Regions from separate parts of the Homo sapiens genome. Here regions 2 and 3 are each linked to region 1. A link is a loop called in an ENCODE intact Hi-C map of the cell type or tissue named here. Cell type or tissue: CD14-positive monocyte. All regions are shown on one strand.

Region 1 (2,500 bases):
AATCCCAGCACTTTGGGAGGCCGAGGCTAGTGAATCACTTGAGGTCAGGAGTTGGGAGACCAGCCTGGCCAACATCTCTTCTGGCAAATCCCCGTCTCTACTAAAGTTACAAAAATTAGCCAGGCATGGCAGCACACACCTATAATCCCAGTTACTCAGGAGGCTAAGGCACGAGAATCGCTTGAACCTGGGAGACAGAGGTTGCAGTGAGCAGAGATCACATTATTGCACTCCAGCCTGGGTGACAGAGCAAGACTCCGTCTCAAAACACGAAACAAAAAACCCATTTAACCTCTCCAGGAACCTCAAGAGTTAATTGAGGATGTAACAATTGACTATTTCTAAAGTTCCTTTCAGCTTCAAAAAATTCACTTGATTTTCTGATAACAATGTGTCCTCTGTTGCCCAAGTCCCGGGAACCCTGGGTTTTGTTTCTTCACCTGCCAGTTAGCACTGCCCTGGGCAGACACAGACTCCTCTTCTCTCTCCAGTGAATGACGTCAGTCCCATTGCTACTTCAGGAAAAGTAACTTAAGGCAAGTTCTTTATAGTTGAGAGGTCACTTTAATCTATTAAGTATTCTATTGTGATGGGTATCACATGTTCATTGCAGTATTTTCTTAATGTGCAACAGGGATGTGGGCAAATAAATTCGGGTACATCCATCTGGTATGATATACATTCTTACTGAAATAATGTGGCAGGGGACTATCTGGTGACAAAGCAAAAAAATTACAAAATGGTATGGTTCCAGTTTTTGTAAAAGAAAAAATATATATGTATGTTAATTATATGGTATGCATAGATAATCAAATGAAAAATTATGTACCTGTGCCATAACAGTGTTTCTTTTAACATATTTCTTCTTTTTCCTTATCTGTACATCCTATTATTCTAGAGTCCTTTGTGAGAAGAAAAAGTACAATGAAAACTTAATAGTTTTTAAAGTCATGTGCATCAATGTTTCTGCTTAATTTGGTTCCTACTTCAGAATCAACTACTGTACTTTCAGAGAGAAAAACCCTCTTCTGGCTTCTCAGGCAGGAAGTGACTCAGACCTCCCCTGTTTGAGGCATGATAATTGCTGTCCTGCTTTAGCTCTGCATTGTTTATTCGGCGGATATTTACTGAGCGCCCACTGTGTGCTAGGCGCTATTCTTTAGTCTGAGAATTATAGCCATGCATAAATGCTGCAATAGCCATACAAGTCTGACTAAAATTAGGCACATAATAGACATTTAAATATTTCTTATTGCCCAATTGTCCATATTCTCAGCGTTCAGGGTTCAACAAACTTGGGTGTGATCAACTCACAATAGCTATGAGTCCTCCCCGATGGCACATTCTTAGTCCAGCCTTGGTGAAGGTGGCATGGTCCCCTGCCCACACTGCTTTTTGTTTTTCAATGAGAAATAAAAATAAAAATAACAACTAAAAAGATTTTTCCTAATTCTTAAAGTACTGTACTATGTGCTTATGGTAAAAAAAAAAAAAAAAAAAAAAAGGAAGTTACAGGAAAAAGAATCAAAGAATGAATGCCATTTACAATCTCACTGGAAGGTTACAATTTCTGCTCAAAGAATAAATCCATTGAAGTGAGGAACCTGAGAAGTTTGCAAAAGGATGATCTTTTTTCTTTGTCATAATTATATAATGAGAGAAACAAGCAAACCTCTTTTTAAATACTTTAACATTCTCAGCTTTAGGAATAAAATAAGCAGATGAAAATTAGCTTTAAAAAACTCAGTGTGTCAAAACTATGCATCTAGAATTATCGTTATCTCTTGAGATTTTGGTCATAAATGGCAGGTGCTCTAGTTTTTATTTTGCTCATTGTTAGCCTGAAGAGGTCATCTGATTGAATTCTTAAACGCTATTATATCCCTCAAAACTGGGGTTAATTTTGCCTCTCTGATAAATATGGATAATATTTAACAAACCCAGTTTAGAGAACTATATGAAGCATTCAGAGTCCTATTTTATGCCCTTTAAAAAATTGGATTTCCTGTAGCAGTAACTAATTTATCATAGCTTTATAAAGGGAATCTAATTATTCAAAGTAATATCTAATTTGAAGCAGCCATTATTCACCAACCAACGTTAACACTAAACAAAATAAAATTGAGAGAGAAAAGAATCAGCTCTCTCCATTATACAGTCAGCACTATTGCAAATACTTATTCAATTACTTTCAGCAAACACAAGGCCCTCTGTGGTGGCTGCTCCATGGGTAATTTGCTCTGGAACTCTGACCTTTCAGTTTGTGACAGTGAAAAGAAACATCACATTAATATAGGAGAAGATAGAAGGACCTCTCGAAAGACCCAAGAAAGTGGTCTTGATAATAATACCTACCACTTATTATATTCTCACCATATACCAGGCTTCTCATTTAATTCTTATAAAGGGCTTCAGAGATGGGCATTAGCATCCCCATTTTCTAATGAGGGCCATGGGGCTTTGTTGGTTTATATAACCTGCCCAATATTAGTGGTAGAAG
Region 2 (2,500 bases), 230 kb after region 1:
GCATCTCCAAGCAAGATGGGGTACAATTTTATGTTGCACAATCGTATCCCATCAGCTTTGCCATATTCTACTGGTTAGAAGCAATTAACAAGTCTCACCCACACTCAAGGGGAGGGGATTTACACAAGACATGAATAGCATAAGGTGGGTGTATTAGTCTGTTCTTACACGGCTGTAAAGGATTGCCTAAGACTGGGAAATTTGTAAAGAAAAGATGTTTAATTGGCTCACAGTGCCACGGGCTGTACAAGAAGCAAGGCTGAAGAAGCTTCAGGAAACTTTCAATCATGGCAGAAGGTGAAGGGGAAACTGGCAAGTCTTACATGACAGGAGCAGGACAAAGAGAGAGCGGGGAGGTGCCACACAGTTTTAAACAACCAAATCTTGCAAGAAATCACTCACTATCATGAGAACAGCAAGGGGGTAATCCACCCCCACGATCCAATCACCTCCCACCTGGCCCCTTCTCCAACACTGAGGATTACAATTCAAGATGAGATTTGGGCAGGCCACAGACCCAAATCATACCAGTGGGCATCATGGGGGCCCTCTTAGACTCTGCTGCATGTTTCATTTCACGATTATTTAATATAATTTTTCATATAATAATTTGTCATATAAAGGAGGCAGATATTTAAAAATTGATCTGCTCAGGGTGTCAGATGCACTAGGTACACCACTGCCCTTTATCCTACTTAATTTTTGTCATAATACTTGCCTGATTTATTGTATATTTTCATTATTTTATATAACATTTAATATATTTATATATTTTATTAATATATAATGAACAATAAAAGTTTATTAATATATGTTCATATTTCATAGTCTATATTATTTAACATTTATTATATATTTTATGTGTTATTCACCTTGTATGTTTATTTGTTCATTGTCATCTCCGCCTTATAACCTCCTTAAGGGCAGGACTTTTTCTGGTGTGTTCACTATATTCAGCACCTAGAGCATTGGCTGGCACATTAGAAGAACTCAATAAATATTTGATGGCTAACTATGTGTAATGTTCAGAAGTGTTAATATAGGAGACTAGATTGTAAACTCCCCACGTATTTTAAAATCTCATAGATTTTTAAATTAGGTTTTATATGAACCACCCTCTAGCCTTTTAGTTTTCCCCTAGCTTTACCTCCTCATTTCTAAATTTGTTTGTATTTCTAACCCTGTACTTTGTCAATGTGATACTAAAATAGCTGAATATAAAGTGAGATTTTGGTAAATGACCCATGATTTTTTTTTTAGTAATACCAAATGACAGTCCATCATAGCCAGTCTGTCTTCTGGCAGCCCTGATTTCTGAACTTTGCACATATTGGAGATTATTTTGCTTCTTTCTACCTACAGAACATGTAGGGGCCTGGGGATGTGGCAAGAATCTCACACCTCTTGGAAAGAGGAAGTGAAATTGGCCTTTTGCAACTTCATTTTAATAAAGGGCCTGAGTTAAAGTCTAATCCCAGCCGGCTGAGCCAGTGATAATGTAAGAGTGTGTGTGTGTGTGTGTGTGTGACCATTTTCCTTGGAGAATCCTGCTTCTTAGACTATAATCCTAGATATTATAAATGAATAAATAAATAAAGAACCATGAAACTCTGGTTGGCAGCGCAGGTTAATGATCTGATTGTGGCAAGAGAGGACCTTGAGTCTTATCAATTTTGTATGTTTGTACTGGGGGAGCTTGTAGGGAGGATAGGGTTGCAGCAAGTACTTGTGGAATATTGATGGATATTCAAGGCAAATATAGACCCAGGAATTATGAAGTAAGCACTTACAGGAATCCAAAAGCCCATAAATTAATGGACATCTCCAAAGCATTGTAATACCTTGATAGTATAAGAATCGTGCTCTCTAATAACTTAAAACATGGCCTTATTTTTGAAATCAAAACCTTCAGCATAAACACATGTCCCTTTTGTGCTTACATACCTTATGGCTGCCATTAGCTACAGCTCTTTATACATGGGGCACTGTATATTATTATTAAAACCATCCAGCAAAAAATGATCTCCTGTTGCAACTTTGAATGTACTTAGTGAAATAACTTTCCAGACCTCATAGAGCATTTGGAAATATTTTCCTTATATACAGAACTCTAACTACTAAGTACCATTCTTTCCCAAGGTCTTCAGAGTTCTTTTTTCTTTTCTTTTCTTTCTTCCTTTTTTTTTTTCTTTTTTGAGACAAGGTCTTGCTGCATCACCCAGGCTGGAGGGCAGTGGCATGACCATGACTCACTGCAGCCTCAACCTCCCAGGCTCAAGCAATCCTCCTGCCTTAGGCCTCCCAAGTAGCTGGGACTACAGGCGCATGCCACCACGCCTGGCTAGCTTTTTAATTTTTTTGTAGAGATGGTGTCTCACTATGTTACCCAGGCGGACAGAGTTCTTATTTCTAGGAATAATAACATGAATATTTACTCATTCATTAAAAGAGAAAGGTTTTACGCTTAATACTTTCGTTGTTCTGTTTTTTCTTAAGGTCA
Region 3 (2,500 bases), 310 kb after region 1:
CTTTGTCTTCCTTGTCTTCCTTGTTGACATTCTTTGTCTTCCTTGTTGACAGCTCCTGCAGGCATCCCCAAACTGATTTGCTGAAGGTGAGAATCTGCCCCCTGAATCACAAAGGGTGGCTGTGCTGCTCACTTAGTCTGTTTTGTGTTGCTGTAACAGGATATCTGAGACCCAGTAATTTACAAAGAAAAGGGGTTCATTTAGCTCATGGTTCTGCAGGCTGGGAAGTACAAGAAGCATAGCATTAGCATCTGCTCTGGTGAGAGCCACATGGTAGGTCCAAACATGGTAGAGAAGGTCAAAGGGGAATTATGAAAAGTCAGAGCCCAATGGCATCTTGGCTTTACCACAACCTATTCTCAAGGGAAGAAATCCATTCTCAGCAATGAACCTAGTCTGGCCAGACAAAGAATTTACTAACTAACAAAAGGGTACCAAGCCATGCATGAGGGCTCTGCCTCCATGACCAAGTACTTCCCACAGGCTTACTTCCCAACCCCGCAAGACAAGGACCAAATTTCAACATGAGTTTTGCTGGGAACAAACAAATCCTACCCAAACCATAGCAGCTGCCAATGACAAAATGAAACCAAGTTTCATAGGGCCCTCTCTGCTCCACATGTAGGCAACTCTGCAGGCATTTGGAGCACCTGTTAGCATGGACTAGAAGTCTAATTGGCCCTTTCTTCCTGTGCAGAGATCCTGGTGCAGGTGGCTCTCCCTGCTTCACCCCTAGGCATATCTTCAGGCATTTGGAGCACCTGCTCTCTTGGTTCAGCAGCCTGAGCCACCCCCACCCTTCCTGTGCATAGACTGTGGTACAGTAGGGCCCCCTCCACTGCAAGCAGATCTCCAGACATTCAAATCACCTTCTTGCTTGGTTCAGCAGCTGAAGTCACCCCACCCCTCCTGTACAGAGATCTTGGTGCAGGGGACTTTTTCTCTGCTTCATGGCCAGGGAGATCTTCAGGACCCTGGAGCACCACTCTCCTGGATTAGGAGTTTAGGCTGACACCCATCCCCATCCAGAGAACTTGGGGCTGAGGAGGTTTCCTAGCTCCATGCCTAGGCACACCTCTAGAAACTTGGTGGCAGCCCACTGGATTCTCCTTTGGCACTGGTGCTTATGCTTGCCATCAGGGGACGTGTAACTGGGCCTTCCAAGTTCGGCTCCACCCATCTTGCCCCACCCCTCCATTCCCTGGAGCTGAGAAGAGAGCTCAGACCACTGTGCATTCCATAAATGAGCCCATTGCCTGAGGCAACAAAGAGCTCCTCTCAGTAAACAAGGATCGGGTATATACCCAGCCATGTTGGCCACAACCAGCTCTTACACATAAGTGACATCTACTGGCTTGTCTGTTTAACTGCACAGCCCCGTGTAATATCTAGAGAGTGTAGGAAGAGGGGAAGGGAAAGAAAAAGAAGAAAAGGCAATAATTTTATAGGGAAAGAAATAAAAACAAAAATCCTACCCACACAAAAATAATTACAAAAATTAGAAGTGCCAGCACTTCCAGATGAGAAGGAATCAGAGCAAGAATTCTGGAACCATGAAAAATCTGAATGTGACAACATCAAAAGATCACAGTAGCTCTCCAGCAATGGTCCCTAACCCAGATGGAAACCCAGAAATTACAGATAAAGAATTCAAAGCATGAATTGCAAGGAAGCTCAATAAGATCCAAGACAAGGTTGAAAATCAACACAGGCCAGGTGCAGTGGCTCATGCCTGTAATCCCAAGACTTTGAGAGGCCAAGGCAGCAGGATCACTTGAGGTCAGGAGTTCAAGACCAGTCTGGCCAACATGGTGAAACCCTGTTTCTACTAAAAATACAAAAAATTAGCTGGGTGTGGTGGCGCACGTGTGTAGTCCCAGCTACTTGGGAGGCTGTGGCAGGAGAATCACTTGAGCTGGGAAGCGGAGGTACCAGTGAGCCAAGATCACACCACTGTACTCCAGCCTGGGTGACAAAGAAAGACTCCATCTAAAAAAAAAAAAAAAAAAATCAGCACAAGGAAACTTCTAAAGTAATCTGGGAAATGAAAGAAGAGATAAAACATCCTAAAAATAAATCAGTCAGAGCTTCTGGAATTGAAAAACTCACTTAGGGAATTTCAAAATACAACTGAAAGTTTTATCAATAGACTGCACCAAGCAGAAGAAAGAATTTCAGAGTTTGAAGACTGGTCTTTTGAACTAACCCACTTACACAAAAATTTTGTTAAAAAGAATTTTTTAAAGATAGTCTTTGAGAAATATAGAATTATGTCAAGTGACCAAACCTATGCATTGTTGGCATTCCTGAGAGACAAGAGAAAAAGTAAACAACCTGGAAAACATATTTGAGGAAATAATTCAAGAAAATTTTCCTAATCTTGCTAGAGAGGTAGACATCTGGATATAAGAAATCCAGAGAACATCTGTGACAAACTATTCAAAATGAACATAACAAAGAAATTAAGTCACTACACTGTCCAAGGTCAATATTAAAGAAA

The links. A loop is a pair of places that touch in the nucleus more often than their neighbours do. Peaks named below come from ENCODE experiments on the same cell type or tissue, not always from the same donor. Only the 100,000 strongest peaks of a DNase experiment are listed, where the experiment ranks them.
Region 2: a loop joins it to region 1, with 2.4 times the contacts of the local background. A loop is called at or near these places in 47 of 110 quality-filtered maps.
Region 3: a loop joins it to region 1, with 2.4 times the contacts of the local background. A loop is called at or near these places in 34 of 110 quality-filtered maps.

Annotation. Positions count from the first base shown.
Region 1 is chr12:47,084,880-47,087,379 of GRCh38, forward strand. All of the region lies in intron 1 of PCED1B (PC-esterase domain containing 1B), which reads left to right. Among named protein-coding and RNA genes, the nearest start is that of AMIGO2, 6.2 kb to the left of the region's middle. In CD14-positive monocyte, no CTCF peak of the experiment used is centred here; a DNase peak (open chromatin) is centred at 1,052; H3K4me3 peaks cover 672 bases; H3K27ac peaks cover 529 bases.
Region 2 is chr12:47,311,550-47,314,049 of GRCh38, forward strand. No RefSeq gene overlaps it. Among named protein-coding and RNA genes, the nearest start is that of LINC02416, 41 kb to the right of the region's middle. RefSeq lists an enhancer at 1,270-1,319. In CD14-positive monocyte, no CTCF peak of the experiment used is centred here; a DNase peak (open chromatin) is centred at 1,422.
Region 3 is chr12:47,396,523-47,399,022 of GRCh38, forward strand. No RefSeq gene overlaps it. Among named protein-coding and RNA genes, the nearest start is that of LINC02156, 17 kb to the right of the region's middle. RefSeq lists a silencer at 1,266-1,315. In CD14-positive monocyte, a CTCF peak has its summit at 1,403; a DNase peak (open chromatin) is centred at 1,329.